Regions from separate parts of the Homo sapiens genome. Here region 1 is linked to region 2. The links are chromatin loops, found by intact Hi-C in ENCODE. Cell type or tissue: CD14-positive monocyte. All regions are shown on one strand. Links, peaks and the distances in the headings refer to the core of each region. The heading gives the core; the rest is flanking DNA. Region 1 has its middle 130 kb from the start of LIPC. Region 2 has its middle 77 kb from the start of LIPC.

Region 1 (8,338 bases), core at 202-8,201, 52 kb after region 2:
GATTGTATCACTGCTTACATTCATCTGCTGTTAATTATGAAAGAGAATGAACTAATAGGGCAGCATATTGTCTCCGTTTCCTGTATTTACTATTTCTGACCAGATTTACAGGGGACACATGCTTCTAGCTGGTCCCTGCATGTTGCTTGATTGTTCTATTTAATGTGGTTTACTCTGGCTAATGATGGAAAGCTGCAGTCCCTCCTGTTTGCCCCAGAGAGGACAGAAATGCTTTGCTCAAACCTCAGACTTATTGGGCCTGTTCTTTGTATTACAGGAAGAAGGAGCTGGTTGGGAAGTGTGAGATCATTTCCTGGGTCTTTCTTTTCCCTTTATTTTCTTAGTGTGTCTTGCTTTTTTCTTTTTGTTTGTTTTGTTTTGGACAACTCATGGAGCATGGAGTTCACCTGACTATGGACTTGGTATATTTGAGAACAAAACACGTTTTGACCTCACAGTCCCAAGAGGTCTCTTGCAAAAACTGAGCAAAGGTCCCAATTTGCTGTTGGCTTTACCAGTTAGTATCAGCATGGTGGACAGGTCGGGTAGGGATTTTCAGCTTCGTGTGACCTATGCTCAGGAAGCTTTTTGCCCAAAATCTTCTTTCAGACTCTGTCCACGTGCACTGAAGTACTGTGAAAAGGGAATGAGTATTAAAACTGGTAGAGATGATTTCCAAGGTATTTAATAACCTTTTTAGCACGTAGGGCCAGTCAGAGTCTTCCAACTCTTTAGTTGCTGGGTTGAGGGGTTTTGAGGAGAGGCTGGGGAGCCAGAGAAAGGAAGTGAAGTTGTTGGAGAGAACGGGGGCTTGAGGCAACAGCTGTATACCAACTAATATGAAGCTTGTTCAAAATCTACAGAAGTGGTGTGGCCTTGTGGATGTGTCTAGGCAGAGTGTCTACCCAGAGAGAAGGAAGAACTGGGGCAATTAACATCTCCACCAACTACTTTCGGATGGTGGTTCCTAAACCCTTTCCACGACAGAATCCCTGGAGGATCTTTTAAGAATGCCAAAGCCGGCCGGGCGCGGTGGCTCACGCCTGTAATCCCAGCACTTTGGGAGGCTGAGGCGGGTGGATCATGAGGTCAGGAGATCGAGATCATCCTGGCTAACACGGTGAAACCCCGTCTCTACTAAAAATAGAAAAAATTAGCTGGACGTGGTGGCGGGCGCCTGTAGTCCCACCTACGCGGGAGGCTGAGGCAGGAGAATGGCGTGAACCCGGGAGGCGGAGCTTGCAGTGAGCCGAGATCGCGCCACTGCACTCCATCCTGGGCGACAGAGTGAGACTCCGTCTCAAAAAAAAAAAAAAGAATGCCAAAGCCCAGGCTACAATCTCTGGGGTGGGACCCAGTATCGTTGAAGCTCCCTAGGTGACTTCACTGTGCATACAAATTGAGAATCCTGCTCTATGACATTCAGTCATTTTGTCTTTTGAGTACCAGCTTCCTTCTCAGTAACAAGTGGACAGCAAATACCCAGCTCATCAGCTTTTTGGGAAAATCAAATGAATATATGCAGTGTCTGACGTAAAGCAGGTGTTCACTAATTATTTTCCGTGTTTTTTTTTTCCTCATTGTAATTCTTTATGTTCCTCTGTCTCTTGTTCTTGTAGGGGAGGAAACATGTCTTTTCCTGCTATCCATCTTATGTTCATTGGCAGGGCCTTCTGTGCTAAAAGACAGATTAATAAGAGAAAAGCATGTGAGAGCCTTCATAAGGTAATGAACACCCAAGAAAGTGGTTAAACCTGAGTGTTTTTATCCTTCGTTTGATGAAGAGCAGAGAGTTGTGGAGAAACATGGCAGGACAAAGGGGGCATGGGCTAAGTGTAATAAACTGGGAGAAACTTAGCAAGGCCCACTCGTTCAGGTTCCTGGGTCCCTTTGTCTTCAGAGGTAAGGATGTTCCTTTCTTCTGGGTATAAAGGAGGCCACCTCTCACATGAATGTCTAATGATCTGCTTCAGGGGAAGGTCAGAGGGTCCTTTCTGCATATGCTGTTTCTCAAATTCCTTTAGCTTAAAATATTCAGTGTGCCAAGGTGCCATATTTCCAGGTAGCATATCCTGAACTCTGCCATTCTGAAATATCACCATTTGGATAAACGTTCAGCCACTTTCACAAAGGGAAATGCAAGAGAAGAAAGCTGGAAGAGTGAGTTAACCAGGATATAATCCTCCATATCAAGTAACTACTTAGAATTAATATTTTTACAGCTCTATTTCAGGAGAACTGACATATAATAAACCAGGCCCATTTTAAGTGTGCAATTTGATAAGTTTTGGCATATGTGTACCTGCAAAACAATAACATGATGTAAATAATTAATTTTTCCAAAGAAACGAAAACAAATTTCTAAAATCCTTTTAAAGGAAAGTACATATGTGGGTGTATGTGTACCAGTAGGCATTCAGCTGCTTTGGATTTTGGCAAATAAATCAGAGGTACAGGATCTTTTGAACTTCCAGCAAAATTATTAATTACAAATCACATATTTCACAAATGATTCTTTTTTATCATTTCCATTTTAGTCCATGAGTTTTGAATTTTAATTGTATTTTATAATTTATTAAAATGTTGGTGGCCGGGCGCGGTGGCTCACGCCTGTAATCCCAGCACTTTGGGAGGCCGAGGCGGGCGGATCACGAGGTCAGGAGATCGAGACCACGGTGAAACCCCGTCTCTACTAAAAATACAAAAAATTAGCCGGGCGTAGTGGCGGGCGCCTGTAGTCCCAGCTACTTGGGAGGCTGAGGCAGGAGAATGGCGTGAACCCGGGAGGCGGAGCTTGCAGTGAGCCGAGATCCCGCCACTGCACTCCAGCCTGGGCGACAGAACGAGACTCCGTCTCAAAAAAAAAAAAATAAAAATAAAAATAAAAAAAAATAAAATAAAATGTTGGCATATATTATCATGTTACTTCCGGTGTGATTTTATTCTCACCAAAGCTGTGAGTGTTCCTTATTATCCTCTCCATTTCAAAGCTAAAGAATGTAAAAGGACTTGGTTAAGATCACACAGTTAGTGCAGCTGACAGTTTTAATAAGTAATTCCCAGCTCAGTTTTCTCTGTAGCTCATCCAGTAATCATTTTTTGGCCAGAAAGAGAGGCATGAAAAACCAAACATTTAATTTTAAAAAATCTTCAAATATTCTTGACATTTATTTGTTAAATGAAGATTTATTTCACCATGGCACACACACCATCATTTTTGCATCACGTGTGAATAAGTGAATTTTGGCATTAATGAATTCTGTTAGAAACTTGTGAAACTTTTGATGGATGGCCAATTAGCCTAGAAGGTGAAAGATATCAATAATACCCAGACAATTTCAGTTTGTTTTATTTTACTTTGGGGGGATTTAAGACTTTTTGAACTGAGTTCCTTTTCCTTCCTTTTTTAAATGTTTGAAAATAGAAGTTGTAAATAATATAGCATGACGACCACGGGGAGTCTTTTTACATGCTACTACAACATTCTAGGTAATTAAAGTGAAAGCTCGTTCTTTTTAGTGGAAATGAGACATCCATCTTTAGTGTCTGAAATGAAGACAAACTAAGAAGAACAAGAAGTTTAAACGCTGAAAGTAATAGGACCGCAGGATTTTAGAGTTGCATGATCCTAATAAATTAGCAGAAAATGTTGCAAGCTAGAAGCGGCCTTCGCAGTTATCTGGTCCAACATGCCGATCCTACAGAGCACAAAACAGATCCAGAGAGAGGATATGGTTTCTCCGTGGTCACAAAGCTGGTTACCTAGCTGCAGAGCCAGGTTTTGCACAAAAGTCTCTGAACTCCTGGAGCTCCTCCCACTGTACCAGCAAGGATCCAACCTCCTTTGAGTGTGAGGAACCCTTTTTGAAGTCAAAATTATTTCTCACACACTTACATAACTCTTGTTTTGGGATGATTGGTTGAGCAAAGATATAATGAGAGCAAAACAATGGTAAATACATTAATGGTTTTAGGTTATCTTATATGGTGCTGTCTCCTCCCATAATGAGGGGAAAAGACACAGGAATCTCTGGGTGGAGGTGGGGATGACCCTCATGTTTATTCCTGATGATGCAGTCTCACCATGGCACGACCATAAGTATGAATCTCATGTTTATGCCTGATGTTGCAGTCTCACCATGGCATGACTGTAAGCATGACCCTCATGTTTATGCCTGATGATGCAGTCTCACCATTGCAGCTGAAATCTGCTGGTCTGGAAGTTTCATTACCCAGTAGAGAGATACTTCCTCTAATGGACATGATAAAAATCCTCCAGAACAAGAAACTGCCATAAGCAATTTGATCAATGCTGGGGCTACAGGGTATTAGCAAAGGACCTTGTTGTTGATTATCAAGGGAAGGTCTTATTGTAAAATATGATGCAAGGGACTATAAAAGTTAGTAGAAAGCTGTGACTAGACAAGACAGGCAAGGGTGCCATCTACCCAGTTACTTCCTTACGTCTTTCTTGCTCATTTTGTTTAGGGGAAGGTTATTCAAGATGACCCAGTTAAAGAATTGCATTAGGTTTAAGCCAGTATGACATTCCCCTCTCCTTTTGCTGGATATTTGATTTCACAGCCTTAAATACAGCCAGAAGTGGTGGTGTGACTCAGTTTTGGCCAGGAAGATGGATGGAAGGAGAAGGTTGCTGGAAGCTCCTATGAAAGCTTTGCTTTTGCTGATACAAAGTCTGGAAGCAGCTGGTGTCAATCTCTCTTCAGTCTTCTTGCCTTGAACATGGCTTGGACACCCATGATGGCTTTCTTGTGATCAGGAGGCAAAGCGTGAGAGCAGAACAGAGATGTGACCCAGAGACCTGCATTACTGCTAAACCAACACCAGAAATTGCTTTCTACTTCCTGCTATATGAGAAAAACAAATCTCTATTTATTTACACCACTGATAGCTTTTCTAGTATTTGCAGTTGGATCCAATCACTCTTGGGTTTTCTATTATTTGCAGCCAAAAGATTTTCTGATAGCAAAAGTTAGAGTTACTCCCTTGGGCAAAAAGCAAAGGGAACATGGAAGAGGTGAAGAAGAGAGTTATAAATGGTAGCTACAGCCTTAGGATCAGTTGTAGAAATAAGGGGATTGTCCCTCCCTCTTTTTCAGGTGAATTTTCCACTCTCTGCTAAAGTATCTGACAATTGAATAACACTACTCCATTCCCTCTTTCATTTTTTTAAAAAACAAAATAGATGTTATTATTTTCTTTATTGCCAGCTTAAAAATTCTCTGTTCACCTTCCACCATATTTGTCAGGTGTGTTGGTTGTGTCTCCATTCACCATTTGCCCCGAGTTTGCAGAATAGAGAGGACCTATCGTTAGAAAGGGTTGCAGAAGGAACACTGGAGGAGTATTATCAGAAGATCATGGGCTTGCTGCAGAAAGTCAACTTTTCAAGGGTCCACATGACTTAGCCATTGCACATAGTACCTGCAGAACACATGTCTTTGGTTGCCTTCTTGCTGGGAGCAAGTGAGTTGTGTATAGCTGTGTAATACTCATTACAATGAATAGGATGTATTGAAAGCTGTTAAGAAAGAAGGGTATGTTGCAGGTATATAAGCAAGGAGTGGAATATCTGTCATGGGGCCTGCCGTGTTCAGCATTCTCTCTGAGCTGAAACTCCTTGGCCTCAATAGTATCTGCGTACATGTGTGAAATGGTGGTTCACAATAATAGGAGGCATAGTCAGTCTACAGTAAGTGCTTGGTGCACATATGGTTTCTTAGACCCCTGAAATATCTTCATAGCCCCCAGGAACTGGGAACCACTGGTTGACGTACTCTGCCTTCAGTATCAGATTTAATTAGCTGCATTTGTCCCGCACACCAACAGAGTAGGAAGGGGATGCAATGTTCAGGGAAATAATCCTGCTCTTCCAGGATTGTTTGGTAAAATTTGTTTGACCTTGCACTGATTGTGAAGAGAATGAGCAGCCAAAACCGTGGTGAAGTAGGCAGGAGACTGTGTGATACAATATGTAAGGTGTCCAAAGACACTCCAGTTCTGAATTCTCCCTCATGCCCACGACCTATGGAGAGGCTTCCTCCACTGGAGATAAGCTTACTGCCCCTCCTGTCTAATCCTCAAACGGTCCTTCACTGTACTCTGCCCTGGTCTGTAATTGCCTGTGCTGCCCAGACCAATTCTTTTTTGCACATGGCTTTTTCTCTGATTTGTATGCCTGCACAAAAAATTGCACGAAAAATTGATCACCCAAGGCAGGCTCGCAAGCTGAAGGAGGAGAGATAAGACCAGGGCATGGGATGCTACCCTGGGTGGTGATCAAGCAGTAGACACTAGAATACTTCTGGTAGAAGGATAGAGGTAGATACCGGGATGTGGGAGGAAGAGCCACCAGAGGACGAGGGCTCAGGAAGACAGATTTTACTGATTGTATTTTATATCACTCTTTGGCCTTTCAGGAGGCCAGATCATCATTTTATGCTCCATTACAATACCCACACTGATTATAATGACAGGCATTTTGGATTTTGTCCTAATAGCTCTTGTTTACCTTTTAAAAATTTTGTATTTTGTTAGTCATTTTAAGAAACACATGCATTGAGAAGCTTGCAGATTTTTCTAAGGGAAAATAAGACAGCCCGGACCAGGGGGAAGAGTCCACATTTTAGAGTCAGACTAATTCATATACAAAACCAGATTCTGCCACATACTGCTGCTGTGTGGCATTGGACAAGCCACTTAACGTGTCCAAGTTTCATCTATAAAACTGTGATAGTGTAATACCTATTCTGCAGAAACCTTAGTAGGATTTCATGGAGAACATATGTAAAGTTCTTCCCTTGGCATCTGGAAGATCCTGCCCCCTGCTAGCAGTGTGTAACAGCTGAGATGTATGGACCCTTATTAGGTGCTGGGAAATGCCCTCAGCACATTAGCTCATCTAACACTGATATGGTCTGGCTCTGTGTCCCCACCCAAATCTCATCTCAAATTGTAATCCCTATAGTCCCCACATGTTGAGAGCGGGACCTGGTGGAAGGTGATTGGATCATGGGGGTGGTTTCCTCCATGCTATTCTCGTGAAAGTGAGTGAGTTCTCATGAGATCTGATGGTTTTATAAGGGGCTCTTCCCTCTTTGCTCGTTGGGTCTCTCTTGCCTGTTGCCATGTAGGACATGCCTTTGCTTCTCTCTTGACTTCTGCCGTGATTGTAAGTTTCCTGAGCCCTCTCTAGCCGTGCAGAACTGTGAGTCAATTAAACCTCTTTCCTTTATAAATTACCCAGTCTTGGGTAGTATCAGGTAGCGTCTTTATAGTAGTGTGAAAACAGACTAATACAGACACAGAAACAGGTCCTTGTGGCCTCCATCCCCTGCAGTCTTCCCCAAGAGAGTTCCCAGAGGCCTTTCTAAGCAACTTCTGTGGTTTAAAAACCACTGCTGTGAAGGAAACAAAGACCTCACTCCTCTCCTTTGAAGCTGATGGCCTGTCTTTGGCCCTGCCTAGGCTTCACAGAGGGTCACCTCTGGAGGCCCAGGGTGTGAAGAAGGCAGAGCCAGGCTTAATCAGTGATCCACAGAGAGGTAGAGGTGAACTGGGGGAAAGTTGCCTCCCAGGGAGTCCTGAAGTGGATGAAACTGAGTCATGAATCGGCCCACAGCTACTCAGCGGCTCTCAGAAAACTCACCACATTCTTCTGGCGTGTTTCTAACTGCTTGTGGAGCAACTTCTGCCCCTGACCTAAGAGGGCTGGGGAATACCATGAGCGAAGAGCGCAGACCCAGAAAGCCCTTCAGAGCCCATGGCTGTGAGCACCAAGGGAGAGGTCTGGGCTGAGCCCTGGCGGGGATTATGTGGTTGCTCCTTGGGAGGGATCCAGTGCAGTTAGGAGGGCTCTGGCCAGATAGACTGAATGGAAGGACTAAGTTGATGATGCAAACCAGGAGCCAGAACTCACTAGGGAAGGAGAGCTGCTGCTGTGTTGGCCCAGAGTGTCTGTTGCTGACAAACATCTGTGCTGGAATTTCTTATGCACAGACCCACCAAAGACAAATTTCTTAAAAGCAGTTTATTTCTGCCTGGATGGCTTCAGCACCCTTGGAAAAAGTAGATGTGTGTGTGTGCGCGTGCACGTGTGCATGCATGTGGAAGTGGGTGGCATTCTTAATCTGGGCTTCCCCTTCTTTAGGACTCTGTCCCTTCAAGACTCTTCCTCAATTAAACTGTACTTCTTGCTGGGGAGGAGAGATCTTGACGTTTTCAGTGAGGGTCCTCTGTGTTGGAGACCATTCAGGATCACTTAGGTGACAGCATCCTGTGGTGACTCTCACTTCCAAATATTCATGCATATGGAATG
Region 2 (8,338 bases), core at 295-8,294:
AGCCAGCTATACTTCTAGACCATTGTCAGGTGTACAGATTGCCTAGGGGCGGGGATGGAGTGTGTTTAAAATGCAGATTCCTAGGCCTTTCCACTGCGAATCCAGCTTCAGCTAACCTGGGGTGGAGCAAGCGAAAGAATCTGCCCACAGGTTGTACTGATGCCACTGGCCAGAGGATTGTACTTTGAGAAATGAATCCCTACATTTTCTCACCTGTAAAATGATGCTTTCAGATATCATTTGTTGGGAAATTGTAGAACTCTTTCCAGTGCTGTGAAATAGAAGCACAAGCAGCTTTGTTTGTGTTATCAAAGGTTTAACTCTAATACCAGAGCTTGATTGCTAATGGGCTTCCAGAAGTCACATATTTCACTGGTCCAGATGCTTACCTGGTTTCCAGGTATGTGTGAGAATCTATGCCCACAAAGCAGGAAGTAGGAAATGAACTGGAAAGGATGAAGCTGCTGCCACAGTCTAGTGCGGTATGCCTCCCTCTGCATCCTTACAGATCAAAGGGATGCTAATGTAGGGGAATATGCAGATTTTTCAGACTCTAGCTCGCTGGGTGGGTGATTTCTTTTATGTCATGAAATAACATGAAAGAAGGAAACCCTTGGCTTTGGATTGGCCTCCTGCGGTGGAAAGTCCCAGAGATGTGAAGTCTCATACTAAGGCCTCCCATGCATGATGTGAGGTGAGAGTAAGATTGGATGGGAGGTGCTGGCCCTTCCTGGGAGGACATCTGATACTGAAGGTGACTAAGGTACGTTGGGCCCTGTTACCCACAAAAGACCTCTGCACTTCGGGGCTGATCACAGGCTAAAGGGCCCCATAAAGAGCAGGCCTGTTGATGCTTTGGGAAGCCTGGAAGCTTTGGTTTCTTGTCACAAAAAAGTGCTGAGGTGGTGTAGAGTCTCCGTGAATGAGGTATTACCAGCCAGCCTGGGACAGACGCCTGTGGAACAAGCCTCAAGCTCACCCTGGCTAAGTTAACAAGCTTGACTTCCTGCTCTGCGAATGTTCTCAAAGCAATAGAGTGATGTTAGGTGACTGAGGCTCACTGCAGAATGTGTGTGGTTGTGTGTGTGTGTGTGCATGCAGGTGAGGGGTAGTGCAGTGGGGGCAAGAGAAAGGGTCCTGGCCCTGGATCCTGGGACTTAAGAGAGCTTCCAGGACCTGAATGGTGACTCATTTTTGTAGGAAAAATCCTTATCATATCCTATGATGTCATTCAGAATTGACTCTGGCCTCCTGTCCTCATATCTGGACATATTTCCCACTGTCTTGCTGTAACCCTGACCTGACGCAAGTTTTGGGAGCTGTGCTTAAGACCTGGCTTGTACCATTCTCCTCTTGGGGCCCCAGGAGGGTGCACTGCCATCCCATGCTGGCCCTGGGTTAAACAGAACTCAAGAGCCTTCATGCTTGTGCTTACTGCCAGAGACAATCTCCAGTCTGTATGGAGAGTAGAGTACAAGATGGGACAGCACTGGACTTCCTAGCTGTTAGTGATACCCACTATTTGTCCTTATAAAGTGCTAAGACTCATACTAATACCAATATGGATACAAATACTAATATGAATCCAAATACTAATGCCAATACCAATTCTACCTCAAATACCCATAGCAATCCTAACCCTAATCCTAATTCTAGTTTTTCCATTTGCTCCTTAGGGCTACCTCAGGAGAGATGAGTCAGTGTTTGCAGGAGTACTGTGATATTGGAGTCTCCTTCCCATCTTAGGGCCCTTTTCCTTTGATGAATACTCCGTAAGAGTTGCCCACCTTTCTCTTCCTAGGAGGAGAAGTGAGTTCCTAAGAAGACAGCGAAGCTTTGGAGCTAGAAATAGAAGGAGAAAACAGTCAGATGGCCCTGAAAAGTGGGCCCCCACATTCCGGCTCATGTGGGATGCAGAGGAAATCCCCTTCTTGTTCCTGTGAGGTTGGGCAGTGTCAGAGCCCCTGACCCCCACCTCTATCTGCCAGAGGGGGTGCAGCCTGAGGGAGAGAGGTGCTGCGCCTAAGGTGAAGAGCTGGAGGGGTGTCCTCCCTAGCTCCCCTCCTTCCTTTTATTATTATTTTTTTTCTTTGTGACAGTCTCGCTCTGTTGCCCACGCTGGAGTACAGTGGCACAATCTCTGCTCACCGCAATCTCCGCCTCCCGGGTTCAAGCAGTTCTCTTGCCTCAGCCTCCCAAGTAGCTGGGATTACAGGTGTGTGCGCCCACACCTGGCTGACTTCTGTATTTGTAGTAGAGATGAGATTTCACCAGTTGGCCAGGCTGTTCTCGAACTCCTGGCCTCAAGTGATCTGCCTGCCTTGGCCTCCCAAAGTGATAGGATTACAGGTGTGAGCCACCGTGTCTGGACCCTGGCTCCCTTCCTTCTGCCAAAGAGGGCAGCCCTAGCGTTTTTATCTGGTATAAGCCCCTCACCACAGACAGCTGCTCAGAACCCCCATCCACAGGTCCATGTGCTGGCTCTGCTCTTGGCAGGAGCCACCTTCCAGACCAGGTTCTTCCCACTTGTTGGAAGAAAGAAGAGCCAGCTACACATGGCAAAACCCGCCTCTTAGGGTGTCAGGGAGAGGAGGAGGGAAATGCTGCAGGGAAGGTATGTGGCTGATTTGTTTTGTCTATAATCAATACCGGCCATCCATTTGTGCCCAGTTCAGAGGATGTGGAGCGTGGTTTTATTGCTTTCCTGGAGGATGGAGGGTCATAACTCTTGCGGCTCGGCTTTTATGGTTTGTTGTTAGTGGTAGCCAGGCCTCACTCCGTAGGAGTCTCTAATCAGGATGCCAGCCTCCACATTGTTCTCTGGGACATTCTGTTTTACAACACGCTCCCGTTTGCTGAGGGGTGAGTCTTGCGCTGTCTCTTGCAGGTGGGCCCGCTGTCTTTGCTGGCTGACTGTGCTGGGCAGGGTGGCCTGGAACCTGAAAGGAGGCCAGCAGGGTGGGCTCAAACTCCCTGCTCTCACCAGTGCTCGCTCTTCATTGCCAGAAGCTAAGGAGGCCTTGAGCACTAACAACCCCCAAGTTTTGGGTTCTGCCACAGGCGCTTAACTTCCTCCAGCTTTATATTTCTTGTCTGTAAAATGGAGCGAACACCTGCTTCCTTTCCCCACTGAATGATGTTGAGTCAGAGGGATGATGGATGTGAAAGCACATGCAAATAGGAAGGCGCCTTTGAAAGCACTAGCTCTCATCATTATTATTATTTTCCACTTAAGTGTTTTTACTCAATGGATTTGCCACTGCAGCTTGTGCTGACCCTTTTCACTCTGCAGTCCCTCTAAAAATACCACTTCTTTTGGGCGGGGAGCAGGCAGGGCTCCGCATGCTCCGCATGACCAGGGCTGTGAATTCACAGAGCAGGAGCTGAGTTATATATAGGGCGTCCTGGGAATTGCCTGGACCCTCTTTCAAGTGCAGGCAGGTGTGGGGATCTCAGGGCTGCAGGTAGAAAGAGGATCTGTAGGAAAGAGCTGTGAGAGGAAGCCCCCGGGGAGAGCAAAGCTGGGGGCTGGGCACTGCCTAGTGGCGGGTGGGAGTGCTTGGAAGACATTAGATGTGGGGACCTGGGCTTCACTCTTGAACAGGTAGGGGTCTCCAGAGGTTGCTAAGCTCAGGGGAGGATCCTTGAAGGCAGATGGGGAGTGGAGTGGGGTGAACAGCCAGGGAGGCCGATCCATGCAACGCCTCCTTAGCCTGGCCCAGGGCATGTGTGTGAGGATGGAGAGGGAGGGGTGGGGATGGAAGCCTCGGTCTTGCTCTCAGGGACTGTGGTGGAACAGATGACATGGCTGGGTGGCAACGGGGTCGGGAGATTGATTGGGGAGCATGTTCTAGTCCCTTTTCTCTCTTCCCTGAGCTTCTCTGGATGAAAATGTAGTCTCTTTGAGTTGGCTTCCAGGTGTGCCTAACTAAATCACTTGGGGGTAATATTTCCTTCTCTTGGTGTGTAGAAAGTGTATGTTTTATGTGTGTTTTTTCTATCCAGTGAAAGTGGGATAAAACAACAAGTCTGCGGGTTTCTTCTCAGGCTCACAAAGTAGAAGCTCTTATTTGAAAATCTTTGCTGGCACATCCTTTGAACTTCATTTGTCCAGAAGCCTGGCTGAGTATCTGATCCTCCGCCAACCATGTCAATATCTGCTCCCTGAATGCCCCTTTTATAGACCAAGGAGTGGAAGATAATTGCCGATGGCTTGGAAGTCTGTGTGGTTAAGGAGAGAAGCCTGGTATCAACTTGTAAACCCTAAAGAAACTTTCCCACTTAGCTATCCTTCCAAGTTTCCCCTTAACTTATTTATTTATTTATTTTGAGATGGAGTCTCACTCTGTTGCCCAGGCTGGAGTGCAATGGCATGATTCTTGGGTTCAGGCAATTCTTTGGTCTCAGCCTCCCAAGTAGCTGGGACTGCAGGCGCATGCCACCATGCCTGGCCAATTTTTTGTATTTGTAGTAGAGATGGGATTTCACTGTGTTGGCCAGGCTGGTCTCGAACTCCTGACTTCAGGTGACCCACCTGCTCGGCTTCCCAGAGCGCTGGGATTGCAGGCTTGAGCCACTGTGTCCCGGCGTATTTCCCCTTAACTTTTAAAACCTTAGCCACACACTCAAATGTGTTTTTAGCTAGCTAAAGTCTGCCTCTCCAGGGACAGAATGAAGCTCGAGAAATGGTTCTTCTGTCACATCACTTTAAACCATGCATTTTAAAATTGACAAAGAATACATCAGTGTCCCCCACTGCCCCTAGTGTGGACATCAGAATTTGTTCAGAGAGGAGGGACTACAAAATCTTTCATTTAGATTTTTAAAAACATAATAAATGTTGATATTTCAAAGACAATTTCCTCTTTTTAAGTGTTTTCCTATCCATTATCTTTTTGTCTTTCCATGATCCTTCTTGGCTCTGTGTTACAGTTGAGGAAAGAAAGGTGAGAGGTGTAAGCAGGTTGTCCAGATCAGATGGCTGCTAAGTGGTGAAACCAAGGTCAAATTCAGAACTTCTGACTCTAGGGCCGTCACACAGCGCTGTCTTTAAGTTGTTGAAGTTTGGTTGTGGTGTTGAAGGTCCCTTCAGCTTTTCAGTAGGGGAAAAAGCGTGTGCTGCTGGAAGCCAGCAAGGCAGGTCTCCCTCCATCCCCTAGAGCCTCCTCCGGGGGCCAGTAGCAAACAGCCTAAACAGCAACGAATGTAAGCGGCCCCCGCCTTGAAGACACAGTGCAGTCCTCAAGCCCCTGGTGCAGAATGGGCTGCTGTAAAATGAAACTCTACCGGAAAAATATGGCGGCTGCGTGCCAGTGACTTGGTAACAAGGAAACCAAGTGGTGGCCAACAGGAGATCATAAAAGCAAAGATGCAAAACCCATAAACCTAGGAAATTATGGAAAATCCTCAAACCACTTTCCAAATCCTAGACTTGGTATAAATGTACGGTACTGCTAGTATTGATTATAAAAACAAGGCGCCACTGCCCTTTAGGAGGTTTTTGAGACCACAGTATAAGAAGTTATCTTCCCAACTGCCTTGTTTTACCATAGTACCCCCTCCACAAACCGACTTAAAATTTTGTTAAGGATTTGTTTGAATTTTTTTGTGTGTCATACCTGATCAGTGATTGTTCATCTTTCTCCCAGATCCTTTGCTCTTTGAGGCCAGGATCCTGTCACCCTTATTCACATTCCTCTTGTACCCAAAATAGTCGCTTATAGACAGTAAATGTAATATGTTTATATTGAATATCCCAAGCCACTGCTACCACAACCACCAAAGCTTGGACAAGCTTGAGTGTGATGCTTTCACTGCACTATTTCTTTTCAGATGTAAAACATTGGTTTGCAAATGAGTCCTCAAAATAAGCTGAGCTATATTAACAAAAGCCTTTAAATGTCTCTATGTTTTGGCTGCTCTGTCTATGGAGTAGCCATTCTTTATTCCTTCTTTCTTAATAAACTTGCTTTCACTTTACTCTGTGGATTCGCCTCAAATTTTTTCTTGTGTGAGATCCAAGAACCTCTCTTGGGGTCTGGATCTGGACCCCTTTCTGATAACATCTTTCTGGCGAACCATGAAAGGATGATACTGAGACCTCCAACCCAAAGGAAATAGACTGCAGCAATGATTGGCCAACTTTGGATATCATCTTTTGTCAGAACTTGAGTTATGAGTGGCCCTTGACATACTGATGCTTTCTGACTGAGCTCTTGTCTACCCTGAATACAAGAGACCCTAACAGTTAGGCAGGAATATGATCGCCCCATTCAGCCTGAAGAAGTTACAGAAGATGGATCTTTGTCCCTCTACAACCCTTAGGGTTAAGGGTTCTCTTATAAAAGGGAAGGGGGAAATGTCAGAGGCTGTGGAACCAGAGTGACTCCATCTCATATAGAGGGTGGGTCAAAGCTGCATTCCCAGGAGGCTAGGCATTCTAAGTCACAGGATGAGATAGGAGGTTAGTACAAGATAAAGATCTTAAAGACCTTTCTGATAAAACAGTTTGCAGTAAAGAAGCCAGCCAAAGCCCACCAACACCAAGATGGTGATGGGAGTGACCTCTGGTCATCCTCACAGCTCATTATATGCCAATTATAATGTATTAGCATGCTAAAATACACTCCCATCAGCACCATGACGGTTTACAAATGCCATGGCAATGACAGAAAGTTACCCTATATGGTCTAAAATAGGGAGGAACCCTTAGTTCCAGGAATTGCCCGCCCCTGTCCCAGAAAACTCATGAATAATCCACCCCTTGTTTTGTATATAGTCAAGAAATAATCATAAAAATGAGTGACAGTGGTGTATGCCACTGCTTTGCCTGTGGAGTAATCATTCTTTATTCCTTTACTTTCTTAATAGGTTTAACTTAATTTCACTCTTGAGAATTGTAAGGAAACAACTAGGAATGCAAATATATTTATGCACATGAAGCTCATAATAATATTATTTATAATAGGTAGAAACTGGGAATGACCCACATTTCTGACACTTTTGAAGGGATTAAATTAAATAATAGTTTTTCATATGATAACATTTAAAATATGTTTATTAAGGCTTTTAATGGGCCAGGGAAATGCTTATGATAGGATATTGTGTGAAAAACCAAGAATTCAAAACCATATGTAAAGCTTGAAATAAGATTATCTGAATTATGAAAATTGAGAATGGAAGAATTGCAAGGAAAAATTAAGAACTTCAAAGCAGAAAAATTTTTTTATTACTTTCTTCTTTATATGCTTCTGTATATATGGATTTTTAAAACTAAAACTAAAGTAATTCTGGAAAAACCAACATATAATGTGTTAAAAGGGATGAAAGTCACCATTTAAAAAGTCAAGAAAGCAACATATATCCAAACATTTATTACCAATTAATAAGAAAAATTATAGGTGAAACAAAAGGAAAAATGGGAAAAGTATATGAACAGGTAATAAAATAAACACTTAAAAACGTTCTCATCCCATAGCTGTTGGGGTAATGCCAATTAAAAGAACACTGTGAAAACCAATTTTTCACCTAATGATTGGCAAAAATGAAAAAGAGTTCTAGTGAATTACCTACTACTATCAAGTTTCTTTTACAATAGTGATGAACACGACTATTCTGGGAAGGTATAATCTAGTAAATATAGAGGTATACACGTGTGGGGTCTTCATTTGTCAGAGGCATCAGATGGGAGAATCAGCCCACCAAAATCAAAAGAACTTTATGTCATGAATTCTATAAGTTGGATACTCCGAATGAGTACTGTGTGGGACTTCCTTTCTTTTAAAATGTGCATCTCATTTCTGGGTTGTGTGAGAAGCCGACTCTGAGACAGAGACTAGCATGTGGGAAGGTTATTAGGGACTGTCCAACCATGGTAGTCTCAGGGAAGCTGTAGCATAGACCCTATGGGCAGGTCTAAAGATGGGGTGACCCTGCAGAACTGTCCTGAGTTGAAACCAGAGAACCTGGCATTTATACCCTTGTATCAAGCAGGGATATGACTTGACCTTGAGGAGGGGACTTTTCATGCAGCTGAGGCATCTCCCCAATGGCTGACTGCTGGGGCTGGCCTCCATGTCACTTTCAGAAGCTGGGGGACAAGGTCTTTAGTTTTGGAAAAAGGATCTGGGGCTGCATCATAGGGTCCACTACAAAATATGCGCTTGAATGGCTTTTCTTTTTTCTTTTTTTTGGAGGCAGAGTCTCCCTCTGTCGCCCAGGCTGGAGTGCAGTTGTGCAGTCACAGCTCACTGCAGACTTGACCTCCTGGGCTCAAGTGATCCTCCCACCTCAGCCCCCCAAGTAGCTGGGACTACAGGTGTGTGCCACAACACCTGGC

Evidence for each region. Hi-C counts contacts between places; a loop is a spot of excess contacts. Peaks named below come from ENCODE experiments on the same cell type or tissue, not always from the same donor. Only the 100,000 strongest peaks of a DNase experiment are listed, where the experiment ranks them.
Region 1: a loop joins it to region 2, with 1.8 times the contacts of the local background. A loop is called at or near these places in 7 of 110 quality-filtered maps.

What each region holds. Positions count from the first base shown.
Region 1 is chr15:58,298,868-58,307,205 of GRCh38, reverse strand. No RefSeq gene overlaps it. Among named protein-coding and RNA genes, the nearest start is that of LIPC, 130 kb to the left of the region's middle. In CD14-positive monocyte, for the core only: no CTCF peak of the experiment used is centred there; DNase peaks (open chromatin) are centred at 4,175 and 8,155; H3K27ac peaks cover 1,235 bases.
Region 2 is chr15:58,350,572-58,358,909 of GRCh38, reverse strand. No RefSeq gene overlaps it. Among named protein-coding and RNA genes, the nearest start is that of LIPC, 77 kb to the left of the region's middle. RefSeq lists an enhancer at 1,059-1,138. In CD14-positive monocyte, for the core only: no CTCF peak of the experiment used is centred there; no DNase peak of the experiment used is centred there.